Regions from separate parts of the Mus musculus genome. Here region 2 is linked to region 1. The links are chromatin loops, found by intact Hi-C in ENCODE. Cell type or tissue: gastrocnemius. All regions are shown on one strand.

The links. Peaks named below come from ENCODE experiments on the same cell type or tissue, not always from the same donor. Only the 100,000 strongest peaks of a DNase experiment are listed, where the experiment ranks them.
Region 2: a loop joins it to region 1, with 2.5 times the contacts of the local background. A loop is called at or near these places in 1 of 42 quality-filtered maps.

Annotation. Positions count from the first base shown.
Region 1 is chr16:92,697,206-92,701,205 of GRCm38, reverse strand. All of the region lies in intron 2 of Runx1 (runt related transcription factor 1), which reads left to right. Among named protein-coding and RNA genes, the nearest start is that of Gm30281, 63 kb to the left of the region's middle. In gastrocnemius, a CTCF peak has its summit at 2,392 (motif pointing left); DNase peaks (open chromatin) are centred at 2,383, 2,739 and 3,747; H3K4me3 peaks cover 1,717 bases; H3K27ac peaks cover 1,616 bases.
Region 2 is chr16:92,604,156-92,608,155 of GRCm38, reverse strand. It overlaps Runx1 (runt related transcription factor 1), which reads left to right. Exons shown (of 8, transcript NM_001111021.2): 8 at 2,032-4,000. The coding sequence ends at 2,501. Among named protein-coding and RNA genes, the nearest start is that of Gm30224, 10 kb to the right of the region's middle. In gastrocnemius, no CTCF peak of the experiment used is centred here; a DNase peak (open chromatin) is centred at 2,293; H3K4me3 peaks cover 434 bases; H3K27ac peaks cover 78 bases.

The DNA.
Region 1 (4,000 bases):
TGAAATCTTAAATGATACCTTCAGCTCTATGGCGTTCACCATTCACACATTCTGCTGTTATTAAATGACTGTGTGACTCTCTGAAAAAAATGTGGCTTGGCTTCCGTCAACTATGACAGAGTTTATTACACTTGTCAGAGCAACGGTGACGCAAAATTTTATGAGGACAAAATGTTTACTAAGCACCACGAATTTTGTGGGAAAGGGAGAAATATTTTCAATTTGCTCCTTGTAAGTTATACAGGGGTTGGGGGGGAAAGGTATGAAGCTAGAATTGAGTGTCCCCCCAGCACAGCATAGAAATATTCAGAGAGGAAGGATACGGTGCAAGAATTGAGGAGTTTGGTCCTAAACAATAGTAAACAAATGTGAAAAGTGACATAATCGTGCAGGTTCTTCACCTGAGAGAAAAATGTAAGTTCCAATGTCGAGAGCCAGACAGCGTGGACAGCTGCTCGCTTATGTAGTGGTTACTGCTCACTGGGATAGCTCAGTGCCTGTGAAAGGACCAACTGCAAGGAGTTGGTCTAAAACTACAGTACACTCAGAGGAGGAGGGGGAGGGGGAGGAGGAGGGGGAGGAGAAGGAGGAGGAGGAAATAACTTTAAAACTATTACATGCTTAGAATCTGATTTAGATAGAGTATTATATTGGAAGGGTAATTTTGATTTAAGAGAACTATTATATATTTTGGAGATGATTTCATAGAATAAGCACACAAAACTTTCAGTTTTCTGAGACCACTTACAGTTAGCCAGTCACGTAAGGATGTAGAAGAATAAGTCAATAAAACCGCTCCGCCCTCCATTGAAATGGTTGCCTGCCTCTCACTGAACCAAACACTACTTTTAAAATTCATGGTAGAAAGTCCAAATCCTGTTGTGCTCACTTTTAAACTTCCCCAGCAACAAATTTGTCAGACTGTCACACAGTAGCAGCTTAAACAAATCTTTCCCTCGCAGTTTTTTTCCTTTTTTTTTTTTAATCATGTAAATTTTAGTGTCACTCTGGGGGAAGCCTGGAAGTGAAAGTTGTAAACCTTTCCTTTAGCTCTTGGTGAGGCAAGCGAGAGAAAGTGTGCATTGACAGTGAAATGCGCACTCTGGGTGGGAAGGAATTCCTCATTTCCCTCTCCCGCTGCAGGACTTGCATGAACTCTGTCCAAAGCCGCAAGGACTGCGCGTTCATGGTGCCCCTCGGTAGAGTCCCAGCTGCGCGCTTGCTGATTGCTATTTTGCAGCAAAGACGGGGCGATGATTTTGTTTGTCTGTGTTTTTCAAGTGCGTGTCAAGTGGCTCAGTGACAACCCACACAGGTCCAGGGATGCCCGAGGCCGGATTTTTGCAGTTTTTCGTTGCTTTATCCTGATCGAGCTTCGAACTAACTGAGTTACTAGCAGTAACTCAGCTGAGCAGCGCTCAAGGTGCGAACCTTGAAAGCCAAACTTGGTGCCTGTGTTCATGTAACTGTCTTTCCTAGGCTTCTGCCAGACAGACAACCCTAAACTCCATGCGCAGTTTGAGGTTTGACCCCAACGCGATTCCTTTAATCTTTTGAAGGGCCGGAGAGACACCCTTTCCCCTGGAGTCAAGGTCGAGCGTTGTCTCTGCCACACTGTTCTGATGATGCCCTGTCTCGGTTGGTCTGTGTGGATGTGCTTGGCTGTGGCTCCAGGAGCACTAGATCTGAAGTCGGCTGCTCAAAAAATGCATTTGAGGGGAGTCTAGCTAGCTATTTGAGGGAGTCTCGCTTCCACTGGCCATGAACTCTCCAGTAAATACGGCACACCAGAACCTGGCTGCACTTGGAAGCTGTGGCCCTGGCAGGGGAGCGCAGGCAGCGGGATTCGACCCCTGAATTGGGACTTCTTTAAGATTCGTTTTAAAAGAAAAGCAAGGAGGAAAAAATGTCTTCCCAAAGCTCCGGATCCCCCCAAACGCCAGGGGAGCACTGAGCTTTGCCCTGCTGTCACGATCTTTGTGCTGAAGGAGGAAAGTCGGGCCCACTCGGGAAAATACAGAAGGCTGGAGAAGTTGAGCCTTCGCTGACAATCGCTGGACACCTGAGGAACTCATGGTCCTGAACTAGCATAAGGCGGAGCCCAGGCAAAGAGGCTTTGAGAAGAGATGAGACCCTAATTTGGGTGGATCACGACAGTAGAGACCCACCAGCCGGGGGATTCCCATGCAAGCTGGACCGGCTACCACCGGTCTGAGAGACGGGGGCGCTCAGGTGGGTTCTGGTGGCCACTTCCTAATGTCTGTCCCCAAACTCACAAGATCGACCCTAAGGACCTCCAGGTGAGACTGATCCTCGCGCCGTCGGGGCGTGCCCAGTGCCCTGCTCCGCTTCCCAGGACGCCTAACGAGGGCCGCTGCTGCCCCCTGGCGTCCGGTCTGAGCCCCGACATGACCGTGAAAGGCCTGCCTGATCCTCCATGCCGCCAGCTCCTACCCGCCTGGGGCAAGAGAAGCCACCCCAAACTTCAGACAAGGCCTCCGTGCCGGGACCTCCACAGCTTCTTCCTCTTCCACGGAACCCAGGCTGCGCAGATGCGTGTGGAAGGAAGACACACGCGGGGACCAGCCAGGGACCCGAGCACAGATGAAAGTGGAGGGGTTCGGTCAATATGTGGACAGTAGCGGGCTCCATGGAGTGGGTAGTAAGAAGTTCCGGAGGAAGCAAGGCCCAAGAGAAGTAAGGGACCCCGGAGCACAGGCCAGCTGCTCCGGCTGGGGACAGTAGCCGGCAGCGAGCCAAGCAGGAAGGAGACCCTTAAAGCTCTTCGGCGAAAATGCCCTCGGCGCCGCGGGGACGAACAAGGTGGGGGAGGTGCCCCTACATTGCTTAAGCGGAGTGGGTTCGTTGCCTGAAGGAGAGCTCCGGACTCCCGCCGGAGCTGGAGGGTGGATTCGAGCTCATGAGTTCGGGGTGGCCTGAGTCCCCCATGCTTTCAACTTTTTTTGTAGTCTAGAGTTCTTTGAGGCCTTGGTTAGAAAACTATCTCCTCTCCAGCCGCTGCGCACACTCAGAACGCGGCGCGCTGCGTAATCAAGCCGCAGCCCAGCCGCAGAGAAAAGACACTAAATAAAGCAACTCTGCGAAGGAGAGGATGCTTAAAACCCAAAACTTCTGCGGTGGAGCAGTGGCTGGCCTTGTTTAAATGACTCGGTGCCACTTCTCCTCAGCTGCTAGTCTGGCCCAGGGAGGCGCTCAGAGCTTCCCCCACTCGGCCATCAGCCCTCCAACCCTCTTGCGGCCGAATCCCACCCTGTCCTCCCAGGACCCCAAGCCTTGGCTCATGGACTGCAGTGCAAGGCTGCCTAGGGACCATTCCCGGATGCCAGCCCAGGTCCCTGAAGCCTCGCGGTGGCAGCTTTGTGTCCAGGGAGCACAGGGCGTCTCCCTCCCGCTGATCTCCAGGCCCAGGGCTTCTCCGGACGCAGCCCTCGGTCCCCAAGCCCGACCGGTCTCTCGATTCCTGTTTCGGGGTCTCCAGGACCGAGGCCACCAGTGGCGCCGCTGCGCCCGGCAAACCCACCCAGGGCGAGTGCAGCACCGCGCGTGGCTGCCTGGCGTGGGATCTGAACCTGGGCCTGGCTTCGGGCAAACATGGCAGCGTGTGCCTGTGGGTGCGGGGTCGGCGTGGGTGCGGGAGCTGGGGACGGTAGGGGCTGCCACCGAGTCCCGGGCCGGGCAGCGTACAGTAGCGCGCGGGGGCGCGCGGGCCAATTCCAGGAGCGCGGCAGCCGGCCGCGCCCAGGCTGATACCGGAAAGGCCTGTGATTGGCCGTCGGTCTCCTCTATGCAAACGAGCTGAGGGAATGGAATTCCTCGGGTCGGGCTTACAGTAAAAGCACGTTCATTTCCAGGCACTCTCATTCATAGAGCCAGCGGGCGCGGGCAGGACGGGCGCCCCGCGGCCGGACCCAGCCAGGGCACCACGCTGCCCGGCCCCGCGGCTGGCACTTCCATCCTGAGCTCCCCGAGACGCAAGAAA
Region 2 (4,000 bases), 93 kb after region 1:
GAGACAGAGGCAAGTGATGTGTCAATCACCGACATTCACGTCGTCCCTACCACAACACGCACTGCACCTAATAATAGGAAATTAGCCAACTTTCAAGGGATCAGAGTCTACAAAAATGACAGTTTTCTATTATCCAACCTGACTACTAAGTGCAATGACATAATATTGTTATTATAACATACTTAACATATAATATTCTACTATCAACATATCAGTGGATGCATGACCTCAGTTATTTTAATGTTATGCCATTGTATATTGTTATATTAATATTGTTATGCCAATGTACTGATTATATTAGCAATATACCAGTCAGTATTGATGCTTTCATTAGAGGATAGGCTTTTTTTTCTCCCCCAGTAAAGGACCAAAGAGAAGTTGTTAAGCTTTGGACACTCTGTTGTCCTGGTCACTCAACAGCAATAGGAGCTACTTAGCGCCCATGAAAGTGCACACAGGTGCCAACTTGTGCTATAGGTTGAAGCTATGTCGCAACAGAGTAGAAATACAATTTTTGTGTGTTTTTATTTTTAGTCTTACAACCATTTGAAAAGGTAAAATTCATTCTTAATTCCTAGAACACATAAAACTTCTCCCCAGCCAGACTTAGCCAATGAGCTACAGTTTGCCAACCTGGGATCTAACATTTATGTGTATTGGAAACTTTACACTACAGTGTGTGTGACAGGTACCTATATGGTACATATGCTACGGCGTGTCAGGATACATACCATATGCCGCCCACCACTCCCTGCAATGCATCTGCCATTGCTCTGTGTCACACTGTTTGACATCTGTCATGTCAAACATGCTGGGGGAAGCCCACTTCTTGCTAGATAGTCCCCGCCACCCACCATTCCCTGGCAGCAGCCCTCTGCATAGAATCTCATCTTCTTAAGTGACAGTATCTTGGGTAGTTATCTGTCCTGTTGACTTCTAGGTAAGTGTACATCTCAGGCAGGAATATTCTCAGTGGTTCCCTCCTCCCTGGGCAGGGAGCTGTGGGCAGTCCAGTCTGTTGGGTGGGTGCACTCTCCGTGCTCCCTCCTCCATGGTCAGGGCCAGTCTGGGCACTCTTCTGTGTCCTGAGTAGGAGCACTCCCTGTGCCACCCCCATCCCCCACCCATAGTCATTCTGTGCAATCTTGTGTGACCTGGTTGGAAACAGTCTTGGTGGTCTGGGACACTCTGAGCAGTCCTGTGTCCTGGGTGGGAGCAATTTTGCGGTCCCCCCTTCCACAGGCAGGGGCAGTGTGTTGTGGGGGGAGCACTCTCTGTGTAGCCCCCTACATGGGCAGAGGCACTCTCCGTGGTCCCCCCCCCCCGGGCAGAAGCACTCTGGGTAGTCCTGTGTGTTAGGGCAGGATCACATGCTGTGCCCCCACTCCGTGGGCAGGAGCACTCTGGGTAGTCCTGTGTCTTAGGGCAGGTGCACTTGCCGTGCTCCCCTCCCCGTGGGCAGGGTCACTCTCTGTGGCCCCCCCCTCCATGGGCAGGGGTACTCTGGGTAGTCCAGTATTTGGGGCAGGGGTATTCTCTATGCCCCCCCCCCCCATGAGCAGGGCCAGTCTGGGCAATCCTGTGTCCTAGGTGGGAGCACTTCCGGTTTCCCCCTCCATGGATGGGGCACTTTTGGCAGTCAGTGTGTTGGGGTGGGAGCACTCTCTGGGTCGCTCCCTCCATGGGCAGAAGCACTCTGATTAGTCCTTTGTCATAGGGCAGGAGCACTCGCTGTGCCCCCCCCCCCGCCCCCGGGGCAAGGGCACTCTCTGTGGTCCCTCTCCATGGGCAGGGACACTCTCTGGGCAAGTCCAGTGTGTTGGAGAGGGAGCACTCTTTGTGTCAGAGGCACTCTCCGTGATCCCCCCTCCGTGGGCAGGAGCACTCGCTGTGCCCCACCCACCCACCCACCGTGGGCAGGGGCACCCTGGGCAATCCTGTGTGTCCTGAGCCGCAGCACTCTGGCAGTCTAGGAAGCCTGTGCCTCCCTGACCACACACTCATGCCTTCTCTTCCTCTGCCCGCCCACAGCGGCTCCGGACCTGACCGCCTTCGGCGACCCACGCCAGTTCCCTACTCTGCCGTCCATCTCCGACCCGCGCATGCACTACCCAGGCGCCTTCACCTACTCGCCGCCCGTCACGTCGGGCATCGGCATCGGCATGTCAGCCATGAGCTCGGCCTCTCGCTACCACACCTACCTGCCGCCGCCCTACCCCGGCTCATCACAGGCGCAGGCCGGGCCCTTCCAGACCGGCTCGCCCTCCTACCATCTATACTACGGCGCCTCGGCCGGTTCCTACCAGTTCTCCATGGTGGGCGGAGAGAGATCGCCCCCGCGCATCCTGCCGCCCTGCACCAACGCATCCACCGGCGCCGCGCTGCTCAACCCCAGCCTCCCCAGCCAGAGCGACGTGGTGGAGACCGAGGGCAGCCATAGCAACTCGCCCACCAACATGCCCCCCGCGCGCCTGGAGGAGGCCGTGTGGCGGCCCTACTGAGCTGAGCGCCATCGCCATCGAGGGACTGGGCCTGCCGTCCATGCACAGACCCCGCCAGGAGGGCCCTTGGAGGCCACCAGGAAGAATCCCGGAGGGAAACTGTGAATGCTTCTGATTTAGCAATGCTGTGAATAAAAGAAAGATTTTATACCCTTGACTTCACTTTTTAACCACGTTGTTTATTCCAAAGAGTGTGGAATGTTTTCGGTTCGGGGTGGGGAAGACGCAGCCCATCCTGTTTGGCATCTATTTCTTATTTCGGAGTTTTCTTTTCCGCACCTTATCGATTGCAAAAATGCCTGTTTGCATCTGGGTGGTCATTTATTTTTAAGTGTGTATAGATTTGAGCTTGCTTTTTTTTCTTCCTTTGACCAACTCAAAGAAATAAAATTCCCTTCTCTGTAAGGTTTATTTAACTTTTAGACTTTCATGTAGCTGGGGGTTTTATTTGTGTTTGGTTTTTGTTTTTATTTTTAAAGAGACAGCTACAGCTTTGGGTCATTTTTTAACTACTGTATTTCCACAAAGAAATCCCTAGATATTTATGTATCTTGATGTTTGAACATTTACATATGTGTTGATACTTTTTTAATTATTTAAATGTACTTATATTAAGAAAGATATCAAGTACTACATTTTTCTTTATAATAGCCAAAGTTAAATATTATTGCGTTGAAGATGTCTGGAAAAAAAAGAGATCGCTTGGTTAACTAGAAATATTGTTTACATTAAACTCCCTTTATGTTATTCAAACAAGTTGGTAGGTAACGCAGCAATGTTTTTAATTGGATTGTAGACACTGAGGGTCACTCCAAGGTCAGAAGTACAAAATTTTCTGCTAGGCTCAACAAATAGTCTCATACCTGGCTCCTTCCCTTCAAAAAGAGAGGCAAACTCTGTCCTGAAAGGGTTCAGAGAGGTGCCAAGGATTTGCTCTGAAGAGGATTTCATTTTGGCCTGGAGATATACTTGCCCCAAGGCCTCCTCATTCTGGCATGCTTTATCACAGAGCTCAACCAAGTAAGCTGTTGGTCAGGGGTTTACTTACATAGTATTTACATAGACCCAAACCACTGAATGTGATTTTTAAATTGCCTTCCATTAATAGTACCCGTTCATTGATGAAAACCAAAACTTGAGGCTGTACCCCAAAGATCCAAATAGAAGAGTTAAGACCAGGTGTCTTTGAGGCCTAAAGGCTGAGTTTTAAGAGAGTGTACCCCAAAAGTCTGAAGGAGCCGGTTTCCTTCTCCCAGTCTTAGTGGAATCAGTCATGGGAGGCAGATGCCACGCCCACCTGTGCAGGATGCTCCTCAGAAGCTGCCCCTTCACCAGCATCTTCTCCCACCAGGCCGAGCCCCTGACCTTTGGGGTGCATCAGTGTGATAGATCCTGGTCTCTGCAGTCCGCCATGGCTACGGTTCAGATGTGCATCGTGTCACTGTAAATGTAATGGTACTGTTGTTACAGTGGAGGACTTGGTCAAAATCCAGTTGTTC